Linked DNA regions of Mus musculus: all the other regions are linked to region 6. Evidence: chromatin loops called from intact Hi-C (ENCODE). Cell type or tissue: heart. All regions are shown on one strand.

Region 1 (4,000 bases), 59 kb before region 6:
AGAGGTGCCAGATATCCAACATTCTTCCACCTCTGTGAGGCACTGGCATGAAAGGACACAAGTGGGACGAGTAGAACTGTCTACCTAAGCATCTGATTCCAGGATTATAATGGAGTTGTTGCTTAATGAGGCTAAGGTTTTTGTTACACAACTAGGCTCCTCTGGAGGCATACAGTCACTGTCAAAAAGTGCAGCTGCCCTTGGGAAGATGAATTACACAAAGAAACCCTCTTCTCTAGGCTGGAGCACAGGTTCCCAGGGCACAGCACTGGAAAGGGAACAGGCCAGCAGGATGTCTACACCCCTGGCCCCTCCGCCTAGTTGTACCCTTTGTGTGAAATAGGCACTGAACAGCCTGAGTAGGTCAGGGCTTAAGAGTATCTTCAGGTAGCTCGTCTGCGCCTGTCATTTCCTCGTGTATGATGGGTGTCTCCATTGCCTTAACTTTTCCAGCGTCTCATGGCACTAGAAGCTTAGACTGACACTGCTATCCTGGCAAATAGCAGGCAATGATGATCTCAAGGCAATGCTGGGGCCAGGCAAACACAAACTGCCTTGAACAGAACATCTGGTTCTTGGAAAGGCTTTTGTCCCTCGCTGCTTTGCTCGCCTAGTTCTCTTCTGCCTTAGGCAACAGCCATGCAAGTCCCACATCCTGGAACGAAAGATGGGCTTCCTTGAGAGGCATTTTTTTTTTTCTTGTTAGTTCCTGGAAGCCATTTCACGCTCAGTTCTGGGCTGATCTGCCACGGAGGTCGGGGTAGCTATTTTCCTTCACACAATTCCTGTCAGTCTATATCGCCAGTGTATTTGAAGCCTGTTGGGCGTTACTCTTGCCCGTACACCATGACGCTGACTCGACAAGGTGGAGCTTGATTAATCCCTGTGTCCTGAATACCAGCCAAGTACTTTTTCCTGATGTAAGTATCATTAATCAGCCCATTCCTTTTCCGGTTTACCTGAAACCACATGTCCTGAGTAGACTATGTTAGCCCTCGAATGCAGCTATAGTTCGTTACTTAAATTAGGACCCCATAATTTAAAAAACAAACAAACCCTGCCTATTAATTATTTTTTTCCTGCATAGTTAGGGCAGGAACAATTAGTTGACTATTGAAGAGTGTAAGTTTTCTTTCTCGGAAGATCAAGACACTGGATAGGGTTAAACGTCTGAGAATTTAATCTGTGCTCCCAAGTGATTGACAGGCCAAGGAAAAAGCAAAATGAATCAAGAGGAGGAAAAAAAAATCAAGGGTAAAGTGGAGATAAAAGTGGACGAGAAAGAAAAAGAGCAACTAAACCGCGGAGAAACAGCTTTAGGAGAGGAGGAGACAGAAGGCGCGGAGAAGGAAAGGCGCAGAGAGAGCGGGAAGAGAGGCTGGGAGGGCGGGCAGGAGCGCGCCGGGCCGGCTCACTGCTCCGAGACCGGGGGGAACGCGGACGGGGCTAAAGCGTCGGGCTGCCAAGAGTCCACCCCCGCACGACGCGGGATAGTCGCGCCCAGCAGCGTCAGCCAATGAGAAGCCGGGATGTTGGAGAGGCGGCGGTGAGCGGGGCGTTCGCTGGCTGGGGTGGGAGGGGGACGGCGGCCGCCGCCATGATGCTTGTTTGCTTTCAATGAAAACGAGGGGGGCGCGGAAGAGGAGGCGTCGGCGTCGGTGGCGGCGGCGTCGACGGCGCGGAGGCGAAGGCGGCGGCCGGCGCGGCGAGGAGGGCGAGGCCGGGGTCCGAGAGGGCGGCAGAGCGTAGCGGCGGCTCGTGGGGTCCGGGGCGGCCGAGGCGGGCGGCTGAGGAGCGGCGGCCGAGGAGGGGGAACAAAGAGCGGCGGCGGAGGCGCTGCAGCAGCGGGCGGGACTGGTATGGTGGTTCCACAGGGCAGACCCCGCTGCACTCATCGGGAGGAGGCGGCGGCAGCGGCGGAGGAAGGCGGCGCAGCTCGAGAGGTGAGCGCGACGGGCCCGAGCGACGTCCCGCCGAGGCTCTGCTGCCTGCGCTCCCCCATCCCCCCCCAGGGGTCGCGCCCCGGCGGGGACCCCGAGCGCGCACTCGCGCACAACTTAGGAGTTCTCGGAGTGACGTCTGTCCGTCCCCCTCCTTCACACACAGCGATCGCCATCCCGTCGGTCCCCTGGCCGCGCCCCCCGCGCGGAGTCCCGGGGCTCGGCCTGGGTTGGGGGTGGGGGGTGGGAGTGTTGATTGACGGCAGTGCGGTGGCGTACAGAGGGCGGTGGCGTGAACCCTGGCTTCTCGGACCCCCGCCTCCGGCCGGTCACGCACCTCAAGAGAGGAGCTGGGGTGCCGGGACTAGGGACAAACCGGTGGCAACTTTGGAGAAGTGGCTGTGCTGGGGGGGGGGGGGTGTGCACTGTGCGGCGTGGAACTTGGCACTCCGTGGATTGACTTAATGCTCACCCTTTTTCTCCTAAAGTATTTTAAAGTCCGTTTAACGCAGATATTGGTAGGGGCGGGGCGGATTACGTGGCCAAAGAAGTGATTATCAGCTGAAGAGATTATTGGACTCAGGACTCAAGTACTAATTTCTGGAAGAAAATTTCCCTAGTTTAACCTAGTTTCAAAGACAGTGGTTATTTACTTTGGTGACCCCCCCTTCCCCCCCCCCCCCCCCCCCGCCTTGACTCTTTCTACCCTGACAACGGTCTTCAGAGACTGCTCATAAGCAACTGTAATTCTTTACTTTTAACTGTTTCTGCAAGTGACAACATTGTGCACAGGCCATCTTGTTACTGTGTTTAAATAATCTGCTAGAATTTGAGTACAGGTAAACCTGTTTTACAGGTAGATTGCCTGATTGACTACTAGGTCTAAATTCTTCTCTGCCTCTGCTTGGAATTTTAACTTTGGAGAATAAATGAAAAAACAATTCGGTGTGTAATAGCACTGTCTTTCCCACACTAGAAATTTTCACCATCCCGCAACCGTTCTGTAGGCTGGTCAAAAGATTGTGAAGGCGTATTTTGCTTTTTGTAATTGCTGCCAGTCTTTTGAAGTTGGCGCTTTGAAGAATACATTTTAGAATTAAAATTACGTGGAGCCAGTGGTCTAGTCAAATTCTCTGACCTGGCTCTGAGGAACCAAGCCTAGAATGAAGAGACTGGATCAGGATGTTAGAGTTAGGAGGGTAGTCATAAAGCAGACGTTAAGGGTGATATAGTTGTTAAGTATTTGGGGTTTGGAGAAGGAAGCGGGTATTTTTATCAGGTAGATATTAAAGTAGGTCAGGTAGCCATTTCACAGGTGCACAGGTGCTTGCTAACGTGGACAAAAATGTATGTGGCAGACATTTTCTAGTGTGACTGGAATATTCTTGAAAGAGAATCCTTGTATAAGTTGAGATGTATTATGGTTGCTGGGAAATTTCAGGCTTTTTTTTTTTTTTTGAACAGACATAGACGCTGATATACAGAACTTGGTCCTGACTACAAATAAAGGCATTATAGGAATTTGCCTACTATGCATGTAGTTTTAACTAGTATTTTGGTTAATGTTTAAACATTTGACTGAACCCATGTTAACTTTACAAAAAAAAAAAAAAAAAAAAAAAAAAGACATCTTAAAATACAGTCCCTGTTAGCCTGAATCTTTCTTTGTAGAATGGGCTGGCCTTGAACTCAGAGATCCTCCTGTTTGTGCCTCTGGAGTGCTGAGGTTAAAGGTGTCCAGCACCATGCTTAAGTTTTCATTCAATACAGCCTAGAAAGACAGTATAAGTAAGACATACTGGAAGAAATGCTTGGAGTATCCTTTGGTCCTTGTGTGGTGAGGGGTCAATATTTCCAGCACACATGCAGCCCTCTCCTCTGACAAGGTCCACTGGCTAGGAAGCTCAAGCTTGCTTGTCTTATCACTGTGGAGAAGAAAGATCTGTTAATTTTTTTAAAAAAAGATTTATTTGTTACATGTAAGTACACTGTAGTTGTCTTCAGACACACCAGAAGAAGGTGATCAGATCCCATTACAGATGGTTGTGAGCCACCATGTG
Region 2 (4,000 bases), 75 kb before region 6:
TGAATTCCAGGACATAGCCCCAGCCATTCTGAAGAAAATGGCATCTGCTGACCTTGTTGCATGGACCTGCTGGTCACAGGAGAGAGGCAGATATCCTGGGGAATGACCAGACTCACCATCACGATGCTGGTGTCTGTGATGATGGAGATACACTTGGCCATTGAGGTCCTAGAGGATAAACTCTAGAATTCCAAACAAGACCTTCCTCCAAGAATGTACAGGTGCTGACCCCGAGCCCACAGCCCAGCTCCTACTGCATCTGAGCGCCTCTCGTCTTGGGTTTGAGCTCACATTGGCCTCTCTTGGTCCATTTTGCACTATGAATTAGATCCTCACCCACAAATCTCCTCCTATAAAATAGTGCAGTGTTTACATATAATGTATGCATGACCTCATATCCCTTATATGATCTCTATGTGACTTATATCTAACACAATATCATGTTTTATGTTTTAAAAATTACATTTCATTTATTTGTATATGAGAGTGTATATATATATATATGAGTGATTATACATGCATTGTGGCATATGTACAGAGGTCAGAGGACAACCTGTGGAAGTCAGTTCTCTCCTATCATGTGGGTCCCAGGGATTGAACTCTGGTCATTAGTTCTGGCAACAAGCACCTTTACCTGCTGTGCCATCTTTCTGACCCCATAAACAATTATTGTATTGTATTATATTGTATTGTATTATATTGTATTGTATTGTATTATATTGTATTGTTTATGAAACAGGGACAAGAAAATATTCTGTGTATGTTGGGTACAGACAAAATTTTTGAATATTTTAAATCTAGGGTTGGCCTTATCCTTAATGTAGACCTCAATATTTCTTAGAATAGGCAAGCCCTGCCTTGGGTACAGAGCAAGTGTGCTCCAATGCACTTAGGAATGTCTGGAGCTGAAGAGGGCTGGCATGGCTGGGACAGAGGAGGAAAGCTAGGAGGCTGGTGTCTAGGCTGGTGTCTGGGGCATGGCAAGTGGCCCAGGAAGGAACAGGAGAGGCTGCCCCACATCTCATGTGCTGAGGGGCTGGTGACAAGTTTGAGTTGTGTCCTCAAAGCAAAAGGAAGCCACCGCTAGACATGAAAGCGTGTCATAGCATAGCTGCCCTGGGAGATCATCCCTCTGACTTCTGACTCCTTCGAGTTGAAGGAATCAAGAATTGGTCCCGGGACATCGCTTCAGTTGAGTGATGATGAGGAGAAGTGGATGTGTTCGGGGAGCAGCATCCACCGTACTTGGGAGACAAGAAAGGGGAGTGCCTAAGGCTCTAGCCGAGGGGACCAGAAGTAGGTATGTCTAACCTTTTGATGTTTTGAAGTGGCCTTATTCACAAGCAGGTTGAACATGCCGGATACAGCATGTGGTCCACTGATAGAACCTCAGCAGCAGATGGATAGGGCAGCAGAGAGAAGGCATGAGCTCCTTTCCATTCGGGATGGTGAGTGGGAGGTAACAGTGGGTGACTTGCCACAGGCTCTGGTAACTTCATGGAAGAACACAGACAGAGCACACAAACCCAAGAGTTTTTATATCACCAAGTACACCAATATGAAACATTGCCTATCTTGAACTCCAAGTGTCTCCCATCGCCTCAGTCCCTTTTCCTGAGGCCCCCGCCCTCAACAACCTCATGCTCACTACTTTCAACACATGTTCAGAATGTGCTGGTACTTGCAGTGGTCTCTGCAGAAGTTTGAAGAGCCCAGGTGTGTGTGTGTGTGTGTGTGTGTGTGTGTAACTATTTGAGTTACATGTAGGCCTTTAGAACTCTGGAAGCCTAAGGACACCCAGTGGCAGTGTTGCAGAGGAACCAGGCAGATGCAAATGCAGGCATCTGGTAGGAGGTACAGGCATAGACATAGCATGTTAGTGTTCTGTCACTGAGACAATCAATGCACAAAGAGAAGTTTGTTATAGCATGGAGTAGCAACACTTGATAAAATATGCATACTCTGTTGCATAAAATCATGACAAGGATAAATAATAATGCATTACAAATTTCAAAATTGCTAAAGGAGCAGCTTTTAAATGTTTCCAGTTTTAAAAAGATCATAAGCATGTGAGGTGATAGATTTCATAATTATCTTGCTTTAATCATTCCCCATTGAAACCATGTATCAAAGTGTCAGGCTGGGCCCTGAAAACACTCAGTTATCATTTGATAATCTTTAAAGTGTGCATGGCTTTGACACCAAAGACTCAGATTCTGTCTTCCTGAGGGGAGTCATCATTTTAAAACAAGACAGATAAGAAGCAGAAGCAGCAGCTGCCTTGTGGTGCTTAGTCAAAGATGCTAATAGCTCCACCTGGTGGCACTCAGGGAAGTTACAACACCTTCCTAAAGGGCGAGTTCCCCTTCTTGGACCCAGCGTTATCTCTTCAAATATTCCTAACACTTCTGCAGAAGAGATTCTCACCTTCATCTTATTAATGGGGAAGGCAAGACTCAAACAGCGCAGATGACATCTCTAAAAAATTCCCACATCTGAGATGCTGAGGAGAACTGAATCCCAGCTCTGTTGTCTGTGCCAATGGCTTAGAAATCTGGCTGATCAATAAGACCATGCAGGCAGCCTTTGTGAACTGGTGGTGAGGCTGTTAGGACCACTCATATGCATGTGGATTTTTGCCTTCCTAAGCAAAAAATTAGTGTACTCACTATAGATGGAGATTGGGAGATGCCATCAGGACAGGGAGTGACTGGGACCAGAGATGGACTCTGAATAGTGCTCCAAGCCTTATTTTTATTGTCATTATTCTCTAAATAACACACTACAGCAATCAGTTACACAGCAACGACAATGTATTGGGTATTGTAAACAGTCTAGAGATAACTTAAAATCTATGGTGTCATAGGCATGAGTAAATGTATACACATATGTGAAGTTAGATGTCATTTTATTAAAAGTTTGGAGCATTCTTGGGGTTGGGTATCTTGAGGGGTGGCATGTAACCTGTCCAGAATCTCTATGGAGGGATGACTTTTGCACACATGTACATTTAACAAGCATGGGCAAGAAAGAAGAGAAATATCTGGAGGTTAGAAACGAACTCTCAAGTATCAACTGACTTAGCTGTGTGCATTGGCTTTCTGCTGTTTCCTCAAAACCTTACAGAAATGAAAGCCCAGGTATAAAGGTCCTAGGGTCCCCTGACATAAGGGGGAGGGGATGCCAGCAGGTAAAGTATCCCACAGTAATGGGGAGTGGGCAAATAGGGCTATGGCAGTATCCTTGGAGGTGCTCGAGACCTCCAACCCCGGGTGTATTCTGGCATCCTTCCCAGCTTCCTGGCAATGACCAGCAGTGCCAGCTTGGGAGAAGGGTGTCTGTAATCCCTGTCTGTGTCGTGATGACATCGTCAGTCAAAAAGTCCTACCCCAACATCCTGCTCCTTTCTTCCACGTAAATAAGAACAGGAGGAAGAGAGCCAGCCATTAACACTCGAGGGAAACCAGCTTCCTGAAAAAGGCAAGCCAAGAAAAGGAGACTCAAAGCTATGACCTTCACAGTCACGGGGACAGTTCCGGAAGTGGGAGAATAAATGTCAAGGAAAGCTAATTAGAATCCATGGGGAGATGAGAAGTGACGCTGAGTGCTTTGTTTAGCTAAAAGATGTCTGCGCCTTAATTTCTCTCTCCTGTTGGTTCTGAGACTCATCGCAAATACGTTAAGCAGTTAATCTGCTCCATATTTCTTTGTATTCATGTTACACTATGTACAGAACTGCATGTAAGTTGATTCTGGTTTTTTCCTCTGTGTGTTTATGTGTGTGTATGATGCATGTGTGTGCTGTGGATACATGTGGAGACCAGAAGAGGATACCGAGTGTCCGTTCTATCACACTCTGCCATATCCCCCAAGACAGGGTCTCTCACACTGAACCTGGAGCCAGGCTGGCAGGGAGCAGGCCTGAGCAATCTTCCTGACTCTCCCTCCTTCAGCTCCGGCCTTACAGACCTATGTCTGCAGTCATGCTAGGTTATTTATG
Region 3 (4,000 bases), 300 kb before region 6:
GGGGTAAGGGTGGCCTATTCTTGCAGGTTCTGGGCCTCAGTTAAGTTAGAAGCTTAATAGGTGCCTTTTCCAGAGGATGGAGTAACCACTGCCTCCCTCAAAAGCTGACGCTGTGAGGTCAGAGCCGCGCCCTGCCCAGGTCCTCACCTTGTCCAGCACCGGCTTGTCCAGCTGTTGCTGCTCTATGCACAGGTGACACACCCGAGCCAGGAGCTCTCGGGGCTCGATGAAGAGACGAGAGCTCAGCAGGAAGGTGAAGATGTAGGCTTTCTGGTGAGGATACCACACAAACTCATCAGCGCACAGAGGATGTGTCATCAGCCTGACCCGACTCCCAGGCAGGAGGCCATTCCCAGCCCTGTCACCTGTGCCGTGCTCTCCTGCCCCTTCCCCATGCCAGGCGGCGGCTCACCCACCTCGGGATAGTAATCGGCTGTGGGCACGAGGTGTTGGATCAGGGTGTCCAAAGAGGCTGAGGATGGAGCTCCGTCCAGGAGGGGCTGCCCGGCCTGCTCTCCTTCTGTGGATTCTGTGGGAGGCGGGCTGAGGCTGCCTGGGGTGACCATGTCGGAGGCAGTCAGTGTCCGGGGCATGCCTGCCTGCAATGGCAAGAAACAGTTGGGGGTAACTAAGTGGGAGCCCACTGATTCTCTGGGTTCTAGGCTGGAGAACTATGCCTCTGACTGTCCACACTTTTGTTCAGTGATCACATCGTGAGAGGCTGCCAGTGTCCCCCACTTCACAGCCCAACACCCATTCTCCATTTTCTTATAGCCTCCCCAGTTCTTCTCCCAGGAATAATCTCTTCTTTACTGTTTCTCCGGAACCATCTCTCCCCGGAAAACACACCCTTAATAGTTGGTTACCCCTCCACTTCTCTCTATCTTTATAATTCAGGCTGGCCTGCAACTCACAGTAATCCCCCTGCTTCAGAGTTTTCCGCTCGCTGCCTGCACTCTAGAGGTGAGCTACCAAGGGCAGGAAAAGTTGTTTGTCCAAGTCCTTAATAGCCACCATCTTGCCCCAGCTACTGGCCACAAAAAACTCAGGATTGAACCTGATCCAGATTAGGGGTTCAGGAACAATCCCAGAGCTTCCTTGACACTTGGAAGCTATTGTTCCCCTGAGGTCCCATTGACTAGACTGGAGAATGTAAACTCGACATTGTTGGTTCATCTCAGCATTGTGAGGAGCTAGGAAAGCAGGCATACTCCTTTTGGAGGGGTTGACTGCCTGTGCACAATACCTGTGGCCTCTATGGCTGAGCCAACATCCCAGCTCGCTTTGCTATTTCATTTTGAAGCAGGGTCTTGCTAAGTTACCCAAGTTGGCTTTGTATGTTCTCTGTAGTCTAGGCAGGCCTTTAACTTATTATGGTCCTCGTGCATTAGCCTACAGAGTAGCTCCAAATTCACATCTGACCCCTAGTGGGCATCAGTGGGTGATGAGCCACTGTGAGCCCTATTGTAGGCCTTGGGGCTTCTGTCAGTTGGTGGTGTAGCTAAGGACCCTCTGTGGGCATTTCAGTGTTCTCCCTATGTAGGCCTTCTCTAGACCAATGCTGAGCTCTTCCATGGCCTGGCCAGCAGAGGGCGTATGCGCATTTTAACAGAGAGCCCGTGCTTCATGCCATTTCTTCCACACATGCCTGTAGGTCTGTGGATGTTGAACGAATTCCAGCCTAGACAGTCAGGTCACCCCATTTTCTCAAACACAGAATCTTATGGGCTCACCCCCTGAAAGACTCTGGCTTTGCCTGCCTTTTCTGTCCTCCAGTGACCCTTACCTAGAGACAGAAAGACAGGAGGCCGGAGCCCACTCAGAGATGAGGGGGACTTCTCCAGAGGGCTGTCCACAGTCTGTGGTGTGGGAGGTGCTGGGATGGGGTTACAGAATTAGCGAGTGCTTAGTCAGTCCGTGTGGATGGCAACCTGGACAGCCCTGACCTTGGTGACAGTCACAGCTTAATTTTACCTCCCTAGCAATCTCCAACACTCAATTTTCAGTTCTGAAAACACAAATTTCACAGACCACCTCTTGCTCATCTGTGTGGGGAAGCCGGTGCAGATGAAGATGGGGGGGTGTGGAGGGGGATCCTGAAGGCTTTCAGTGGAGAGGGTGGCCATCTCTGGAGACAGCAGGTGCTAGCTCTGTCTCATGCCTGGGGCTCAGCACCTGGTTCTAACTTCACATGCCAAAATATGTGCTTTCCAAAGTTCCCCTCTCCTGTGTAATGCCTCCCACCTCTTCACTATGCAGCCCATCCTGGATTCCAGTCCAATTTTCTCCCAGATTGGCCAGTGACAGCGTGGAGGTGACACTGAAACCCTCTGTGGGGAAGGACAGTGGTCTGCCAGGTGGTGGGAGAATCACAGAGGGACAATTCACAAGTCAATCAAGGAACCTCTCAGAACATCCCTAGGCTTGGCTCAGCCCTAGGCACTTGATGCCGGGTCCTTAGGGGTGGGTGGCTAGATCCCTAAGCTTATGCTATGAGCTGAAGGGATGTCCTACAGAGGTGACCTGAGAGGGGACGGGCTGCCAAGTAGGAGCATGGGGAGGTCACTGACTTGAGGACTGAGGGAAGGAATGAGACTGTGGAAAAGCAAGCCTGTCATGGGACCAACAAGGGGAAGGTGGGGTGATTGTGAAAGAGTGTGCTTGGATGTCTGGGGCCAGGTGCCTCAGGTCCTAAGTGACAAAGTGGTGGATGAGGGTGAGCACAGATGAGCACATCAAGCAAGCGTTCATGTGTGGAGACACACATCTTTCCAGGAAGCACACGGAGGCCCCAGGCCAGGCACCCATGTCCTTTCCTGTAAGTATGAATGACTGTTGGATCAGTCTCTTATCTGTCACCCAATAGCTTCTTCACACAAATGCAGTATGAGCATTTATTTTCCCGTTTCTTTATTACACATAAAACAGCGTAGCCCCCACGCTGCCCCGTTCTGGGTGCTTGTCATTAGCACTACATCTCAGAAGCAGGCCAGGGTTTGTTTCATCTTTTGCCTAAAATATTTTGTTAATTTAACTTTTAAGACCATCTTATTCACTGTTTGTGTGTCTAGGAGTAATTTCTTAAAGTCGGCGGCGAAGCAGCCTAAATGTCCGTCAGTGGATGACTACATAAACAAGACTAGATATGTGTGAAGAAATCGTATTCTACTTAAAAGGAGGAGACAATCCCGCTATGTCTTTCAGCATGGAGAAGTACTGAGGACGCTGAGTTAGGGGCAGAGGCCAGTTAGAAAAAAGACAAAAGCTGGCCTGGGGAGATAGAGAGAGACAGAGCGTGTGCTTCTCCTGTAACTCCGGCTGGAAGGAATTCCATGCTCTCTTTTGGTCTCCAGGGGTCCCTGCACTCTCCCTCCTGCTCTCTTTCTCTCCTCCCCTCCCTTCCTCCCTCCTTCCCTCCCTCGAACTGTCTGAATTTCTCTCTTGGCCTTTTTGGTGGCATGCGTCAGCAGGCTTCACTAGTGCTGTAACAAATTCCTAAGATAGTCAATGCATCAAGATAAACAGTTTATTTCGGCTTACTGTTCTCAAGCTTCTTTTTGGTCAGTGACCGGCTGGTCTCATTGCTTCGGGCCAGTGGAGGCGGCACCATGATAGGGCACTTAGTAGGAAAAAACAAAACAAAGCAAAGCAAAGCAAAGCAAAGCAAAGCAAAGCAAAAGAAACACCACCTCACTGGCCTTAGCTGGTAAGTGAAAGAGATGAAGGGCAAGAACTCAGCCACCATAGTCCTCTTCGAGGGCATGGCCTCAGTGATCCGAAAAGCTCTCACTACGTTCTGCCTCTTAAAGGTTCACCACTTTTCACCAAGTTTTGATGCACGGGCTTCTGGAGGAGCATCAAGACCCTAACTAGAGTGAGACCAGGTATACGTTACTTGGATCATCGCTGTGATTAAATACCCTGAGAAACACAGCTTATGGGAGAAAGGGTTCATTTGGTCATGGGCAGAGAAGTCATGGTGGCTGGAGCTAGAGGCATC
Region 4 (4,000 bases), 220 kb before region 6:
TCTTATGTCACAAACTGAAAAAGGTCAAAGAGCTCTAAACACACTGCCCTGAGACACAGAAACGAGCACTAGAGTAATTCATTAAGAGAACGGAAAGTCAGGCTGGTGACACAGCCCAGTGATGGAGTGCTGGCCTAGGATGCACAAGGCTCTGCCTTCATCCCTGTCGCCACATAAAAAAGGCAAAAACCAAAACCAAAACAAACAACAATAACAAATTCTAAATAACAAAAACTAAATTCAAAGTTTGCTTCAAAAGGAGACAGAAATAGGAGAAAGAAGAGGGAATGCAGGCTTCATAACTATTTATGCAACCATGTGATCCTTGATGAATACAAATGCAAATCAACCCATTTGCTGATTTGGTTCTGTTGAGAGGAGTCCGACTTTGAAACTGTGAAGGACAGACACTGGGCAGGCGGGCTGGCTGGCACTGGCGCAGGTGAGCACTGAAGCACCTGTGCAAAGCTGGAAGGAGCTCGGCAGCCTGCTACTGTGGGCGTCTCCAAGTGGCTGCAGGGCTGAGAGAGGTTTTCATTTTCCCCAATTTTGTGAATTTATATAAAGTAAAAGTGGTAAGGGCGAGGGACAAAACTTTACCTTTTGTCCTGTTTCACTCTAAAACTTTCAAATAATTAAAAGTTTTATTTATTGTGAAGCCATTTTGTTTCTTGGAGACAAGAGTCTTGCTATATGGCGCAAGCTGACCTTGAACTGATGACCCTTCTCATCCTGAGTTCTCCATGACAGGCGTGACAAATTGCATTAACAGCAAAAGTGAAGGTATGTTTCTCTATGTGAGGCCCTATTTAAAGGGGACCATACACTGCCATGCGGAGGCTCACTTGGGTTCCTCACTCACAGAGGCCTGTCATCCAGTTTGATGTACCTGAGGGTTGTTTGGAACATCTCAATGACAACGTTCATACCTTTCCCAAGCAGTCGCAGATGTGAGTGTGTGAGGTAAGAGTGTACAAGGGATCCAGAAGGAACCGGTAAGACAGGGAGCTAGGCAGGGAGCAAGGTGGACACACAACATTGTCTCAGATCATCATGGATTCTAAACACTGTGCTAAGCAAAACATACACTACTTTGGGCTCTGTCTCACCTGCTTGTAGGCTAAAGGACCAAACATTCCACAAAAGGCAAGTACACGCCATAGTCTCATGAAGTTTCCAGGAAGTAGGGGCATTCTCCTGCCCTCACCTCCGGCTCCAAGTAAGGGAAAACAGTCCCCTCAAAAATCAATACAGCTTGTAAATCTGGGAAGTTATCATAAAGCATACATTTCATTAAACGTGTATTGTAAGGCTGACGGCCATAGCTCAGTAGTAAAGCATTGCCTCCTATGAGCAGCATCTGAGGCTCCATCTCAGCACCACACAAAAAGCAACAGTTAAGAGACAATAAGAATGCCTACAGGAAGAGGGGCGAGGGTGGAGAGATGGCTCGGTGGTTAAGGGCACTGGCCGCTCTTCCAGAGGACCTTGTTTCAGGTCCCAACACTCACACGGTGGCTTACAACTATCTGGAACTCTAGTTCCAAGGGATCTGATGCCTTTTCCTGGCCTCCATTCATGCATGTGGTACACAGACATAAATGCAGACAAAACATCCATACATAAAATAAAAATAAATACACTTTTAAAAAGCCTTCTGCATGAGGGAAGAAAATAAGCATCATATTGTTGATGGAAAATTCAGTGTCCTAAATAAAACTAAAAAGTGGCCTCAGTTATTTGGAGGTCTGGGGGAATTTTTAGAAATAGAATGATTCATTAGGAATCTTAGTTACTATTTAAAAGTGAACTTTACCATCAGAAGGTCTATTGCTTGGAATGACCACTTGGTGGCAGCAAAGGCTACACTTTGAAAAACCTGGTTATGGGGGTGCACAAGGGAAGGGAAGCCAGCACAGGCCTTTGGCAACAGAGGCAGGAGGATCACTGAGTTTGAGGCCAGCCTGGTCTACAGAGTGAGTGCCAGGACAGCTGGGGCTACATAGAAAAAAAAAGTTACTACAAACTGGAAGGCTAAACCAGAAAACCAAGATTGTTCTGCAGTAGGGTGGCCCCCTACCTCTGTGTTTACAGTGGCTGAGGGGAAAAGCTGATCTGAACAGTGTTTTGTACACAGTATGACTCCACGGCTTAACCTGGACTCTCAAAGTACCAAACTTTAAAAAGAAGAAAAAGACGTTCTTAGGGTGGGGATGGATCAGGGAGTGAGCACAAGCACCAGGAACTGAACTCAAACCCCCGGCGGCCATGTGAAAGGCCAGGGTGCTTACACATGGAACTGGAAACCAGTGCTGGGGGTGTCGGAGAGGCGGAGTCAGGAGACCACCAGCCTCCCTCCAGGTTCAGGAAATAAGGCCAAAACTGACCTCGTGGCCTTTAAACACACATGAATAAGTGTGCACTCACACATGTGCACATACACCACACAAACACTCATACATAAAAACATTAAGTTCTTTTGTAACTAGATGACTGACGACCAAATGGTCCTTTTAAAAATACAGTTATGTGATTACTCACTCTATGAATGATACCAGCTGAATGCAGATGCTTGATGCCACAGAGCATCTGGTAGAGAAGGTAGGACATTCTCTCATGGTCCAGTTCCATATGAATAACCTGACATAAGTTAGCATCCATTAGTTCCATTACCAAGTACCTGAGTATTCAAAAAGAGACCAACCACACTCATTAGTAATATTTTTAAACATTCCTTCATGAGTCTTAGCTCACAATCATTATGAAGCAGTACCGACGGGGTATTAACACTGCATGCTGGAAGTAAAAGCACTTTTAATAAAGTAGCTTGAAAAGAATCAAATATATAATAGGAGTCTGTAAAATTACCCAAAGAATATACAAACAACTAACTTACTCATTGTTTTTCTGCCTTTCAAATTATAAACAGAACTTTTTTTTAACCATGGAAACAATCTCGTACAAACTTTTCTACTTTTATTAACCCATGTGTCTGTCTGTCTGTCCACCTATCTATCTTTTGTTAGATCATCCTTTCAACATCTATACCATGCTGCTGTAGATTCTTGCTCTTTAACAATACATGATTCTGGCAGGGCTGCTAATGTAGAGGGTTTATACAGCGGGTAAATGGAACTCTGAACTTTCCGAACAGGTTGGTTATGTATTTGGACTGCTATAAAAAATGAAACCTTTTTTTTTTTTCTGGTGATTTTTGGTGTTTTTTTTTTTTTTTTTTGGCTTTTTCAGACAGGACAGGGTTTCTCTGGGTAGCCCTGGCTGTCCTGGAACTCTCTGTAGACCAAGCTGGCCACAGACTCTGAGATCCCTCTCCTCTGCCTCCTGAGTGCTGGGATTAAAGGTATGTGCTACCATCCCCTAGGTGAAATCTGTCTTTTAAGGCTGACCATACAACTTTCAAGCTCACGGTCCACCAGCAGCATAATAGCCCCACCCCAAGCCCACAGAGGTGCTTAGACACATCATCTCTAACTCCCCTCCACTGCTTGTCATGACATTCTGACTCAGCATATGCCTAGTGTCTGCCCAAACTGATGACTTCCACATCTGCAGAGACCCAAAGGCCAGTGCTAAGAACTTGGCTGCTTTCTGTGCCTAATTGCTTCCTTTTGTTGGAGCGGCTGGAGTCAGATCCTGGCTCTCCTCTCACTGTTCCTGTCTTGGTGCTATCCAGGTTGCTGTGCCTTGAAGGACCATTTATAGATTATTCTTCCATTCCTTTAATCCAGGCCCCTCCTGAACACCAGGTTCTTTCCTCTCTACCCACTTCACTGTTCCACTTGGACAGTCAATAGTGTCTCTGAATTCATGTCTAAAACTACTTGTGAGTCTAGCTACTTAGCACCCCAAGTCTGGTCCTCTCATAGTTCTCCATATCTCAGCCAAAAGCCTTTATGTGTGGCTTTCAATTTCTCTCTCACATCTAGCATCGGCAGATGCTAGGCCTCACCCTCAGACAGTGTTGGTGTCTAATCTCAAG
Region 5 (4,000 bases), 190 kb before region 6:
CCGGTTCCCTTCTGCTCCGCTGCTGCCACCGCCGCCGCCGCCGCCGCGGCGCTCAGTCTGACGGATTCTTAGGCCAGCCAATCAGAACTAGGATATCCAGACAGGCGGGACCAATTGAGACTGGGGGTGGGCAAGGCTGGGCAGTACGGGCGTGGCTGGAGGCTGGGTGTGGGCGGGGCCAGTGGCGCGCTCTGGATGCCCTAGTGCAGAGTGGCGCCCCCTAGGCGGCTCGCCGTCTGACCGTCTGCTTGCTGGAAGAGCGTCCGCCAGTGTGCACAGAGTTAGGGATCCAGGTCAAGCTAGGACCGTCTCCTGAGCCCGCCCTCCAGGGCCAGGAGACCCGCATGCGCCGGAGAGGGTGGGCCAAGGGGAGCCAGAGCCGGGGAGGGGCGAGGCGTGACTTTGCGACTACAGTGTAGGAGCCATTGTCAGGCCTCGGTTGTAGCAGGTGCAAATGGAGAGGCGACTTGGAAAAGGACTAAAGACAGCCGGGTTAGACAAGAGTTCTGGGCATGATCAAGGACTTGAAGCCTGGGAACCTGGAGTACAACGGCCCCGGAGGAAGAACCAGGACAAGCCGCGGGGCCTTGGGGTTTGTTTTTCACTAAGGCAGATGCCACACTGAATGGGATCATAACAGGGGTGCGGCCAGATGTCCAGAAGGTGGGGGTTGGGGAGACGGTGACCATGACCCTGATGAGTCAGTGACGGGTATAGCCTAAAGAGGCCTCTTATAAGAGACAAGTTTCTGCTTTGGTGTAGAGGGGTGAGGAGGGTGTCCGTCCAGTGCTGAAGGGCTTCTAGACAGTGGGTCTTTAACACTGCTGCTTTTGTTGACGCTTCTGCAGACCTCTGGCTCTCAAGTAGGTTCCAGAAGGTCTGAGGTGAATCAGATGTTTGGAAAACTCAGAATTTGGGATTCTGACTACTCTGTGTTTTGATAGAGAGGCTGCAAGTGAGACAGGGACGTTGAACACACTGAGGGAAGCTACGAACAGGTTAGGCTGAGGACTGGTCAATAAGGGATTGGAAAAATGGAGACAGTAGTTGACAAGTGGTGTCTATGGTGGTAGAGCTGTAGTCACAAGATGCCAAGGAGGAGCCAGGGAGAAGGACTCTGCGTATAGGAAGATCAAGAGACTAGGAGGCCCCATGAATCTCCGCAGAATTTGAAGAGAGCTGTGACTCTGGTTTCAAGCACTGAACTAGGGTGGTGGAGGCTCAGAGGAGCAGTAGGGTCGAGAAGGGGATCCAGACAATCACAGTGTCTCTGTCCTATTCTGCTTTTATATTGGTGTGACAAGGCACAATGACCAGAAAGCACTTCGGGGAGGAGAGGGTTTATTTTGGATTAGAACTCTGAGGTCACACTCCATCGTTAAAGGAAGTAGGAAACTCAAGGCAGGAACCAAAGCAGAGGAAGTGGGGGAACGCAGCTCACTAGGTCAGGGATGGAACTGCCTCCAGTGTGCTAGGCCCTCCCACATCAATCATTTGTGAAGAAAATGTCCCCACAAACTTTATTACAGACCAATCTTAGGGAGGCATTGTCTCAGTTAAAAGTCTCTCTTCCCAGATAGGACTAAATCGAGTTGACCAAGCCCAACTAGCAGAGTCCTCCTTTGGCCACCCCCATGCTGGCCACCAGGGGGAGTATGGTTTATTCCTGCTCAAAATTCTCCTAGTTCCTGAGTGTGCTGCTTTGAGAAAGGTTCTTTTTGTGAGCTTCTGTCCACACCTGTCCTCACCTCGGCTCTTCCCGTCACTGCTTTAGAAGCTCCAAAGAAAACAGAGCCAGCAGTTGGCATTATTAAAAACCAGCACAGCCTGGCTACCATTGTTGCAGTTTCCCTGAAGAACACTAATGAGTGCTTCCCCTCAGATTAGAATCCCTAGACATCCAAGACTGGTGTTATAGCCAACTCAATGCAAAGTAAGTAACCACAAATCATCATGGGTATGTTTACCCAGTAAGTTTCCCATTCAGATTCTGTTTTTTTCTACAGACGCTGCTCTTTGTTCTTTTTTTTTTCAAAATAATGGTGAACATACTGAGGTGAAATGACAGGGTGGGGTGGAATGGCGGGAGTCCGTGCTTTGAATGAGTGCACAGAATCCTGGGCGAAGCCTCTAAGTGCAAAGATCCCGCCAACAGTGTGTTGTGTCGTGGGCTCCATACATGGACACTGACGCCTGGTCACAGTGGCCGGGCTGGGAGGAACAGTGGAAGAACTTTTGGCAGAAGGAAGTTCTTACCGAGGCTGGAAAACAAAGCAAAGGGCTGGGTCTGAGACTTTGAAACACATTTGGGCCAAGTGCTCAGAAGGAGGAGGGACTCAGAACGGGGAGGGGCATGTGTGCTGTGTCCACAGAACCACAGCCACCTGTACTGGCAGGAGTGGTAGGTAAGGAGATTGGAGTGATGCGGCCTTTGGGGACAGAGTGGCGTTGGTGACCATGGGCTGATGGGCACATAGGCCGCCTTGTTTATTGCTCTGCCTTATTTAGACAAATGGGTAAATGGTTGCTTTTGTGCCACCTCTTCATCATTTAAAACTGAAAGGGATTCCAAAACAAAAGCAACAACTCCATTGTTGGGTTCTCTTCACAAAGGGCTGTGGTCCTGAGAAACTGGGTGGAAGATACCCCTACAGGTAAAGCCCCAGTTTTCCTTCACCCTATTCTTCCTGTGGCCCTTACCTATCTGTCTTTGCAGCATGATAGGCTGGAAATCTGGCTGTAAGGTAAAGGGCAGCCGTTACGGGTGGTAAGCAAGGAGCTAAGTGATGTGATTCAACGTGCATTTTAGAAAGCTCACTAAGACTTGTAAGATTTGAAGAATGGCGGGCTAAGACGACAAGACCAGTTGAGAGCTACAGCAAAGGCCATTTTGAGAAACTGAAGCATGGGTTGGGGCTATCTATGGTAGCAGGTGCCAAGAGGAAAGAATTGATTTTTAAATTGCTTCAAGACTGTAGGGGGATATAAATCAATCTGCAATGAGCTATCACTACATAACCAGTAGGAATCATGCACTAAAACTTAATATCAAGTGTTGACGGTGACATGAAGCAGGTGGAACTCATGCTCGGCTGGTGGGTATATTTTGCAAAATAGTACAGCAATTTTGGATTGAGCTGAAAGTCCACTGTACATACCACGCAAGCATCAGGAGGCATGAGTCCTGGGCTTGGGGTGCTAGGATAACAAGAATTTGTCAGAGGCCTGCTTCTATGCAAGCTCTTCCTTGGTCTGTGTTCCAATTGAATTCTACTTATCAGCAATACTCCCTTGGGCAAGGGATTAGCTCCTCTGGGCCTAATTCTGTAGGAAGTAGTAAAGACAGCAATTCTTGCCTGTTGGGGATGCTGCTCTGTCTCCCTGTTCTCCGTTTCTACTCTTTTCAAACATTTCTTCTCTTCTCCCCTACTGCTACCACTGCTGAGGAATCTAACTGAAGAATCCAATGTGTTCTGTAGAGGAAAACAACTGGACATAAACCAATGGGGACAAGTATTGTCTGTCTCTCTGTCTCTCTCTGTGTTTCTCTCTCTCTCTCTCTCTCTCTCTCTCTCTCTCTCTCTCTCTCTGTGTGTGTGTGTGTGTGTGTGTGTTTACATGAAATATCAGAGGCAGGCCACTTTATAAAGAGAGCCAGGATCAAGGACTTAGCTCAGTAGTAGAGCACTTGCCTACAGTAATGGTTCATTTCTATCATGAATGTCAAGAGATTGAGACCTGAGTGGGAAGTTGGTAAAATGCACATCCAGATGTGGCTCTGGGGCTCTGGAGCTGTTGCCAGAGACTAGCTAAGGGGAGAGCACCCACCCTGAGTGTGCATGCTACTAAATAGGTTGGGGCCCCATGGAGTAAATGAGGAAAGGCAGGGTAAGCCACAGTGTGGGCGTTCCCTCTCTCTGCTTCCTAACAGCTGTGATGTGCACTGCCCTGCTCCTCCCTATCCGTCCTCCCTGCCAGGATGGAGTGAGTCTCTGAACCC
Region 6 (4,000 bases):
TGGCAAACTGGTCCAGCTCTAACTGAAAAGCAGAGGATCTTGCATCCCCCTGCACCCGTGTCTCTGATGGATTCAGTCCAGGACAGGGAAGCAAGACACCACCTCTGCATTGGTGACAGCAATCACCTAACTTTAGATTTCCCTCAGTCAGAGACATTGACAGACAGATCCCTTAGCTGCAGGAGCCTCCTGGTTTTGTGTAACAGGAGGACCACAGGTCCTGCTGATGTCTGTTTCAACCCCAAGCTTCAAAGTCAGCCCCCCACCCCGCTCCCTGCAAGGCCCTCTGTTACTCTCAATGGCTGGCAACCCCCAGAGGTCTCTCTGTGATTGCTTGAAGGGTTGTTATGGGGAGAGAGGACCCCCTTACTCTGATGGGTAGGATAGGAGGGTGGTGACTCAGTGAGGCTTTGTGTAACAAATGACCACAGGGTTGGCTTAAACGCTACATTCATCCACTACTTGCGATTCTGCAGGCTGAAAAGTCCAAGGTCAAGAAGCAGGGACGGTTTTGTGTCTGATGAGGGCTCACGGTCTGATTTGTGGGCATGTTTTCATACGGTGGGAAGAGGGTGAAGGAACTCCTTCTCAGTCTGGGCGATCTAACTTTCTCTCCCTTGGTGTGGTAGGCTCTTACATTTGGATGCTGAGTCTGCAGCCAGTGGAACTGTTTGGGAAGGACTAGGAGATGTGGCTTTGTTGGAGGTGTGTCCCTGGGGGCAGGCTTTAAGGTTTCAAAGGCCCATACAATGTCTGGTTATTCCTCACCCCCTAGCCTCTCTGTCTCTTATTTGTGGATCAGATGTAAGCTCTAAGCTGCTGCTTCACAGCCTTGCCTGCCTGCTGCCATCCTCCTCACTATGATGGGCACGAACTCTAACTCTGCAGAACTGTGAGCCACAAAGTAAATGCTTCTTTTATAAGTGGCCTTTGTCATTGTGACTTCCCACAGTGAAAGGAACTAAGGCACTTGGTTCTTCAAATAAGGGGAAAACCCCATTCTTGAGGGCACCACTCCTTCTGGCCTGATTCCTTCCCAAAGGCTCTGCCCTCACACCATCCCCTTGTGATAAGGGTCTTGAGGGGTCACAATGGTTGAGCCCATTGCAGGTATCTAAGAGTTGAATGCGTATGTGATGGATAATTTAATCAACTTGACTGGACTGAAAAATGCCTACAACATGACATTAGTAAGACACACCTCTGTAGGTTCTATGAAGGTTTTCCCCCAAAGGATCTAATATTGAATGTGAGTGGCATCCTCTAGCAGGCTGATGTCAAGATGTAACAAAAATGGAAAGTCAGGGAGGGGGACATGCTAGTGCCACTGTGGGCATGATTTTGTGGGGACAGGAGCCATGATATGGTTACTCCCAACACCACAGGTTTCTCCAATGCTCTCTAGGTGGCAAGTAATGGAGAGACACTGAGGGTCTGATGGTCATGGATCCATCCAGGATTGCCCAGCTTCAGGGAACCTCATCTGGCCACTGCTTTCTGCTATCTGTCTTGCGCAATTCACAGTCCAGCCTGGTCATGGCTCTTCGGTTAGTGAGAGAGGAGATCCAGGGCCGGGGGACAGGCTTCTGCCCTGGGACTGATTCTGTGGCCACTTAACACAGCATTAAGTGTCAAGATGTTTGTATTTCATGTGAATTTTTGTTCTATTCAAATTTAGATTTATTAGAGAAGCCAAGACAAGATGACACCCCCAACCACTGGCAGCTGCCTCTGCGGGGAGGGGCTCTTCCCCACCAGAATGTCGAAAACTTGAGGGACAACAGGCATCACGGGGCAGGTCCAAAATGTACAGCTGGCCCAACAAAGTGGTGACCTTCTCGCGGGCCTTTGTTGGGCTCTTTTCTGTTCTCTTGGGGCGAATGGACCATAGACTATGCTGCCTGACTGTTCGTGGGCGCTTAGGTCCACCTCCAGTCTGTCCAGCTGACAGGGCTGCTGTCTCCCAGTGGCCATCGCGGCTTTCCCTCCTGGGCCCCTGGGACAGTCTGACCTCGAGACAACCTCAGGGGTGTAACTAGCCCTGCTTCCACGATGTTATTGGAAAAGGACATAGAGAATTGGTACAGAGGACTTGCCTGGAGCTGAGCTCCCGTGTCTACCACCGCTTGTGATCGTGTGGCTTTGTTGGGAGACAAGAGGGCATCGCTTTACTTTATAAAGCAAATATTAGGAGAGCGTGTTTGGAATAAGCTGGCGCAGACAGACTCAGTAGATTAACAGGTATCCCGATGTCTCTTCCGCGCCCCCTGCTGGCAGTTTTGGGGATTGTGAGCTGAGTTAGATGGGGACTTGGGCTCTGCAGCAGATTGCCCGGAGGGTGGGGGGCGGGGGTGGGGGTGGGGGGACGGGACACGACGACCACAGCATGTTTTCTTTGAGCCCAGAAGCTTTGTGAGCTGTAAGGTTAAGGTCAGAATTCGAGACAGCTTACTTAGAATCTATTCATTATAACTCAAAGACTGGCATCAAATTTATTATTATCTTTCGTTAAATATCTTAGCTCATTTCAGAACACTGCCAAAAAGGGCAGAGCACGTTTTCTTCCCCAGTACATTTCGTATGTGTGTAGTTACAAGTCAGGAGAGGTGACACAGACAGGTGATACGTAAGGGAGGGTTTGAGAAGGGCTCTGCAGCCCCATTTGCAGCCTTCGGTCCTCTGAGAGAACAGTCTCTACTTCCTAGTGGTGAGCTTGACACTCAATCCCACAGACAGGTTAGATGTGGAGGAATAGGGGTGGGGGCTCCACAGGGACAAAGAGGACTACAGTCATACATGCGGTTCAACATATCATAGGAGAACAATGCACTTAGTGGGGAGGGTCTGCTGAGCAAGCCCCTGCTTGCTGTATGGTCGCCTGTCCTGCAAGCGTTCTTTTTGGGATGGGGCTAGGGATCATCAGGGCTAATCTTCATGAAGGTTTCTTCTGGCCATGACGGAGGTGGGGGGGGGGGGCAGCAGGAGCTGGGCTGGAGGGATCGTTCAGGACAGAGGTTTGATTTGTTTAGGTGTTAAAGTCAGGTAAAAGTATAGGGTAAGCTGAAGGCAGGGGCCCCCAAGGGGACACGGGGTGATGGCTGAGTGGCCCCCAGCCATGTGGTCCTCTGTACCAGCCCCTGAAGCTTTCCTTGACAGAATCCACAGACAATCAGATCCAGGCTCTAGAGGAAAGACCCACAGTGAGGGGGGATCAGAACAGCAGCTGGTGTCTTAGGTTCTAGACCAGGCCGGTGGAGCCTGGGAGCCTTCGAGAGAGGGGGCGGGGGAAGAGCTGTGGTGACTGGCATGTTGTGTCATGTCCGCCCTTCAGTTATTGGGGACTAGGATCTAGAACAGTTATTGATTGGGCTTCTTTTCCAGATGATCTTTTGATGAGTAAATTCTTTACAACAGCGCCCGATCTTCTGATTAAAAAAAAAAAAACCAACACACACACACACACACAAACAAAAAAACGGTTCTTCTCAACACTCAGGGGCAGAGGCGTTGCCTCATTGTGATTAGTCATTGTGTACAGACAGCTACCCACGAGCTAGATAGATGCTCAGAGGAGTCCTCCCCCTCCTCCACTCCTCCTCTGTGACTTTGAGATAGAAAATATCTTTCTTCAGCCCTCCGGGGCCAGGAGAAGGAAGCAGGAAGCAGTTGGAAGTAGAGGGACTGTGTGTGTGGAGAGGATGGTTTGGGGCCAGGACATGGTGGCTCTGGTCTAACTCTTTCTTGATTCATCGTGTGACTCTCAGACATATGTATTCCTTATGAGAACCCTGTCGCCCACCAGAGCGATGAAAATAGGTGCTGGAGAAGAATTCTCTGCCAGAGTGCTTATTCCAGGGCCAGCATCTGTGGAGGCTGAGCTACAAGGCAATCGAATGTGCGGGTGAGGGTGGCTGCCCAGGGAAGGGTACAGGAGCGGTACAGAGTTCAAGGGAGCCCTCGTTGTCTGAGTTTGACTCTTCCTGGATATGGAGGCTGTAGT

What was found. A loop is a pair of places that touch in the nucleus more often than their neighbours do. Peaks named below come from ENCODE experiments on the same cell type or tissue, not always from the same donor. Only the 100,000 strongest peaks of a DNase experiment are listed, where the experiment ranks them.
Region 1: a loop joins it to region 6, with 4 times the contacts of the local background. A loop is called at or near these places in 10 of 42 quality-filtered maps.
Region 2: a loop joins it to region 6, with 4 times the contacts of the local background. A loop is called at or near these places in 10 of 42 quality-filtered maps.
Region 3: it touches region 6 in a loop (4-fold over the local background); 13 of 42 quality-filtered maps call a loop at or near these places.
Region 4: it touches region 6 in a loop (8-fold over the local background); 21 of 42 quality-filtered maps call a loop at or near these places.
Region 5: it touches region 6 in a loop (7-fold over the local background); 10 of 42 quality-filtered maps call a loop at or near these places.

The regions. Positions count from the first base shown.
Region 1 is chr11:49,710,297-49,714,296 of GRCm38, reverse strand. Cnot6 (CCR4-NOT transcription complex, subunit 6) reads left to right here and starts at 1,575. Exons shown (of 12, transcript NM_212484.2): 1 at 1,575-1,943. Gm36411 (a long non-coding RNA gene) reads right to left here and starts at 825. Exons shown (of 4, transcript XR_879826.3): 1 at 1-825. In heart, a CTCF peak has its summit at 1,989; DNase peaks (open chromatin) are centred at 536, 1,506 and 2,056; H3K4me3 peaks cover 3,004 bases; H3K27ac peaks cover 2,791 bases.
Region 2 is chr11:49,726,385-49,730,384 of GRCm38, reverse strand. It overlaps Gm36411 (a long non-coding RNA gene), which reads right to left. Exons shown (of 4, transcript XR_879826.3): 4 at 2,735-4,000. Among named protein-coding and RNA genes, the nearest start is that of Gm36411, 15 kb to the right of the region's middle. In heart, a CTCF peak has its summit at 2,333 (motif pointing left); no DNase peak of the experiment used is centred here.
Region 3 is chr11:49,953,633-49,957,632 of GRCm38, reverse strand. Rasgef1c (RasGEF domain family, member 1C) reads right to left here. Exons shown (of 14, transcript NM_029004.1): 2 at 417-599; 3 at 148-270. The coding sequence starts at 593. Among named protein-coding and RNA genes, the nearest start is that of Rasgef1c, 54 kb to the right of the region's middle. In heart, a CTCF peak has its summit at 1,571 (motif pointing right); no DNase peak of the experiment used is centred here; H3K27me3 peaks cover 2,787 bases.
Region 4 is chr11:49,867,852-49,871,851 of GRCm38, reverse strand. It overlaps Mapk9 (mitogen-activated protein kinase 9), which reads right to left. Exons shown (of 12, transcript NM_207692.2): 5 at 2,542-2,680. Among named protein-coding and RNA genes, the nearest start is that of Mapk9, 23 kb to the right of the region's middle. In heart, a CTCF peak has its summit at 1,826 (motif pointing right); no DNase peak of the experiment used is centred here.
Region 5 is chr11:49,842,807-49,846,806 of GRCm38, reverse strand. It overlaps Mapk9 (mitogen-activated protein kinase 9), which reads right to left and starts at 56. Exons shown (of 12, transcript NM_207692.2): 1 at 1-56. It overlaps Gm36507 (a long non-coding RNA gene), which reads left to right and starts at 510. Exons shown (of 4, transcript XR_003949545.1): 1 at 510-592. In heart, CTCF peaks have their summits at 233 and 1,632 (motif pointing right); DNase peaks (open chromatin) are centred at 116 and 1,646; H3K4me3 peaks cover 1,240 bases; H3K27ac peaks cover 1,222 bases.
Region 6 is chr11:49,651,206-49,655,205 of GRCm38, reverse strand. It overlaps Flt4 (FMS-like tyrosine kinase 4), which reads right to left. Exons shown (of 30, transcript NM_008029.3): 30 at 2,467-4,000. Among named protein-coding and RNA genes, the nearest start is that of Scgb3a1, 10 kb to the left of the region's middle. In heart, a CTCF peak has its summit at 2,262 (motif pointing left); DNase peaks (open chromatin) are centred at 1,935 and 2,245; H3K4me3 peaks cover 554 bases; H3K27ac peaks cover 2,167 bases.